2 separate regions of the Homo sapiens genome follow, and region 2 is linked to region 1. A link is a loop called in an ENCODE intact Hi-C map of the cell type or tissue named here. Cell type or tissue: heart right ventricle. All regions are shown on one strand.

Region 1 (2,500 bases):
AATAGCTTCTCTGCAAATTTCTGCGTTGACCGGGAATGAATACGGAAATACAACATTGTTTTTATAAGAATAGACAAAGCTTCCCTTGACAACTTCTAAAAACAAACAAACCAGAAAACAAACGAACGAAAACCTCCATGGTTATATTTGAAAGCTTCTAAAATACATTAAAATTAAGTATTTAAAAATATGTATAAAATTCTTATTTATTCTATATCATCTAAGACATCCTGTTCAAAAATGACAATGATCCTCTTACACCTCACAGTCTCTTACTCTCTTCTTCCATAGCCGTTCCCGACATTTAATATGGTATGCATTACTTCTTTGTATAATTGTGCTGTTTGTCCCCCTTTACTGGAATAAAAACTTCAGGAGGAAGGGGATTTTCATCTGTTTTAAGCATTGTTATATTAGCAGGGTATCTACAATATGCCTAGCACATTAAGTATTCTCAATAAATATTTGCTGGTTGGAAGAGGACATCAGCTTTGGGAGTATCCATCCAGTGGAATTTTCCACTCTCAAGAAGATTGATCAGTTTCATGAAATAATCTTCACTGACCTCACCTATTATTTAAGGAACCTGATGCGATAGAGGTTTATGAGAATAGATCTTGGCTTAAGCACCAGGTTGTGGTTAGGGATCTCTGTAATGTTGAGAGCAGAAATGGTACAATGGGATCTGGGAATCTCTCACATCTTCATAATCATTCTTTGAAATGATAAAAGCAAACCTAACCCAAATTGTGTTTGCTTTTCCCCTAAGTCAAATCCACATCAAGACATATTGTGATGATTTCTCACAATAAATGCCTCACAAGTCTCTACAGCTGATAAAATGTCAGGGAGTATTTCCTTCTCTTCGCCAGCTTCTGGTGTTGGGTTGGGTCTTTAATCATTCAAGGGGAACACTACGTTGACTGTTGACTGTTGTTCTATGTTGTGAAGTATTACAGTGTGTGTGTGTGTGTGTTTGCGTATGTGTGTGTGTGTTTAAAAAAGAACCTATTTGTACACAGTTTCCTGAAGGAGTAGCTGAGTTGTGGGAAATAAAAACTCCACATAACTGTACAAGGGAACTCACATGGCTTTGGAAGCAGAATAATAAAAACAAAGTACTGGAAGCTATTTCTTCAGATGGGCATGTATACATTAAGCAGAGTAGCGTTGTCTGTATAGATATAATATCTTTGTAAGAGAATTCTAAATGATCACCATTTGATGTAGGGGTACACAAACCTAGAAGTCTGATTCAATCATAGAGTTGTAGAAAAATACGATTCCTGATGAACTGTTGCTTTTTTAAAAAGCGGTCTACAAATCAGAGATGATGGTACCTTTCTCACAAGAACTCTCAGTGTTCAACAGCTGGTCTTCTGCTGTTGCTGTCCTGGTGCCAATGAACTGTCAGAAGCAGAGTGAGTGGTAGCCAAGGTCCCTGGATCAGGGAGAAGGAGAGCAGCACGGGCTGCTGGCAGCTGGCCAGCCTCGATACTCACTGGCTCACCAAAGGAAGAGCCCTGCTTGATTTATGAAGGTGTTGCTGTAACCTGATGACCTGAAGACACCAGCAAGCTTCTCCTCCACTTCAACTCCACAGTTACTGTGGAAAAGAACCCCTTAGGAGAACGGTCAGCCTTTTCTATGACATTACAGAGACGTAATGTCTGGGTCTTCCATGAGTATTAATGCATGCTTCACCTTATTGGAAAACAAGAATGAATGAGCTGACTACAGCACTGCAGGCAAGTTTAGGAAAAGCACTGACTGAGAAAGGAAGAGCATCCCCATGTAGATACAGAAAAAGTGAATAATGGTATAGAACTTTCCAAGAAGAAGCCAAAGAGATGACCGTAGCACTACTAAAAATAAAATATTGTACTCAGTAATTTTCACATAGTTCGATATATATGTTTTTCTTAAACTCCATTTCAGAGATACTATGAATTAAATCACAAATGCTCGTAATAGGAAAAAATAACATTTTAAGGAAACCATTCTCCCATGTTTTTCTTAATAGACATACCACTGTGGAAGAATTCAGGCTTCTGAATTTTGGTTAGAAAGACCCATCCTCCTATTGTCCTTGTCCCACTATCCATTGAAAACAGAAGAAAATGACAGTTCGCCTGAGGCTCTAAACTGGACCCTAACCACAATCTTCCTTTTCTCAGTTTATTTATATATTTTTATCTTTTTGCACAAAGAGGAAAAGTTTAAAGAGATAAATGGAGAAGAAATGAGAGAACTGTCAGAACGAGAATGCAGTGTTCATTCCCTTCAGTTAGAGACCGGGGCTGAGCTTCTCTCTGGGCACTATTGTGAGAGTGGCAGGGCCAAGGATCACCAGTGTCTGAACCCAGCCCTCCCCTCACCAGTTCTCTTTGAGCGACACATTAGAAATGAGAATTGTTGAAATGAATTGTCATCCAATGTTGGATGACAGTGCTTGGCTCAGAGCTAGAGTTGCAAATGAGAACTTGGTCATCTCCAACCA
Region 2 (2,500 bases), 520 kb after region 1:
TAGGAAAACTAAGACTTAGAGAGAGGAAGTACCTAACCTAAGCTCAGGCAGATGGTAAATGGCAGAGCCAGCTTTCACACTCAAGGCTGTTTGATTCCAAAGCCCATGTTCTTTTCACTGTAACACACTGTAAGCAAGTCATTACAGAACCAAGTGATAAGTGTTTTAGAGGAGGTATGTACAAAGAATTATGGGAGCAGAGTGGGGCGAGACTAATAATAGCTTCCCTGATGTTTCATAGGGCCGTCTGGAGGATCACATGCACTAATGGACTTGAAAGTGCTTTGTAAACTAAAAAGTGCTATATAAATATAAGGGATTATTGTAACCCACATATCCGGATCTGCTATGTGAGGGTGCTGAGTAATTCTCAGTGTGAGAAATACATGCTTGGACTATGGCTATTTAATTCCTTCATTTCCAGGACTTTCTTGGCATTCACTAAACCACAGGGGTGGGTCTGGCAGCCAGCAATCTCACACATTCTAAATGGAAGCTGATGCCTGTCAGCTGTGTGGGGACATTCCTGGGTGCTGAGCGCTCAAATGGCACTCCAGGTTTTTATCTCTGAGCTGAAAGGGAAAGGATTGATTTAGCTTGGAGAGCTCCCGAGCAACTCTCCTCCCTCTCCTGCTGTCCAGAACCCAGCAGCCCCTAAGAAGGCCCTCCCAATGCCTCAACTCCCAATGATTTCCTGCTGGGACTGCCCACAGAAATAAGCTCCAGCAGGGGCCAAGCTGAGTCACCGTCTCCACCTTGCGGTGGGGCCCTGGGGAGAGGGATGGCTTGGAGACAGGGCCTGTTTATAATTACAGGGATTTTCCAGGCTACCCAGGATGGGGACAGGGTGGATTGTAAGCAGTTGTGCTCAGTAGCCAGGGAGTGACAATAGGGCTGTGTGACCCAACTTGGAGTCCACTAGGAGAAATGTGTGACCAGGCTAAGAACAGAGATCCTCCCACCGGCCAGTACTGTGGTTAGCATGGGCACTGCCTTTGTGAATATCTATCTATTCACATGGATGGGCATCCTTATTTTTTCTAAGTAGGAAGGCCTATCATCTTATTGTAGACTTAATTTTAAGGCCTCTCTAACTTACTAGGGCTCATGAAAACAGCTCATACTGCTGCCCCTGCTGGTCTCTCTGTCTCCTAAACATACAGGTTTGTATCATGAAGACTGGCAGCCCAAGGGTCAGGCCTGGCTCATGCAAGCTTTTCCCTCTCCAATGCCTCACTCCTCCAAGGCAAGTCACAGTAGGACAAGCACTGGGGCAGACTTGAGGACTGGAAGAGAGGCCGACTCGCCTCCTTGCTGTCTGTCCTCCTTCTCCTGCTCAGCCACACCCCTATCTCATATGCATGGGGTTTTCACCAGGCTCCCTTGTCCCACGAGTGTATTGACACAACCCTGCCTGTTCCTTATAGTCTGCAGAACAAGGATTAGCACCCTCGCCTCAAGGGGTCCCTCTGCTGGTGGAAATGACCCAGAAAGAGAAGGCATCAGAAGCCCAAGGAGAACCCTACCTTTTGGAGGAGCCATGGCTGCAATGAGGAGTTTGACAGTCCCACAAATATTAACCATGTCCCCACAGAAAGGAATCAGCAAAATCCGAGAAGCAGAAAGGCAGGAGAGATGAGAGCCAGGAGAGAATCATTCCTCATATTTCAAGAAAAGAGATAGCTTTAAGAAGAAGAGGTAGGCAGTGGTTAAATTTCGGATAACATTAAATAGGATGAGGCTCCACCGAAGTTAAACCACTGATGAGTTTTACAAGAATGATATCCAGAACCTGGTGGAGATTTCAACAAACTGAAGTGGGAAGGAAGCAGATATAGACTGCCTTCCCTAGAACTTTGGAGGTGATAAGAATAAAAGAGGAAAATCAGAGAGATCAAGGGTTCTTTTATTCATTCATTTTTAATATGGAATCTTTTCATCATATTTATTGATTGGCAGGTGGTGTAAAGAAAGAGATTTAAGGCATGTCGGAGATAGCATGTTTGGTTGGACTAGTGCAGTCTCAGTTCAGACCTGATGGCCCCCTATGCCTTCCCATCATAGCTTCCTTTTCCTCCGGTTTGGATGAATTATTACATGCTTAGAAGGTTAGAAAAATAAGAGAGATTGCATTCAGGACCTCGATGGAGGGGTGAGCCTTTGTCTAGTGGAAAGATTCTGTTTCCTCTGGAGAGGTAAACAAGGAGAAAAATACCAGTGAAGACATACAAATATTTTGAAATGGATGAGAGGGAAAGGAGGCCATTGATAGAGAATCATCAACTCATCATGCTGAGATGGTCTTTTGAGAGTGAGAAGGCAGGTCATTTTGCAGACTGAAAGACGGCAAGCAGGTGTGGGATAGATGAGAGGAAATATGCATATTGGTTAGCCCTCAGTTTATTTACCTGTAAGGTCCCTACATTAGCTGATACGGTTTAGCTCTGTGTCCCCACCCAAATCTCATCTTGAGTTGTAATTCCCATGTGTCAAGGAAGGG

What was found. A loop is a pair of places that touch in the nucleus more often than their neighbours do. Peaks named below come from ENCODE experiments on the same cell type or tissue, not always from the same donor. Only the 100,000 strongest peaks of a DNase experiment are listed, where the experiment ranks them.
Region 2: a loop joins it to region 1, with 3 times the contacts of the local background. A loop is called at or near these places in 2 of 110 quality-filtered maps.

Annotation. Positions count from the first base shown.
Region 1 is chr2:5,390,111-5,392,610 of GRCh38, forward strand. No RefSeq gene overlaps it. Among named protein-coding and RNA genes, the nearest start is that of LINC01248, 300 kb to the right of the region's middle. In heart right ventricle, no CTCF peak of the experiment used is centred here; a DNase peak (open chromatin) is centred at 1,441.
Region 2 is chr2:5,914,769-5,917,268 of GRCh38, forward strand. No RefSeq gene overlaps it. Among named protein-coding and RNA genes, the nearest start is that of SILC1, 17 kb to the right of the region's middle. In heart right ventricle, CTCF peaks have their summits at 777 (motif pointing left) and 1,481 (motif pointing left); a DNase peak (open chromatin) is centred at 631; H3K27ac peaks cover 1,658 bases.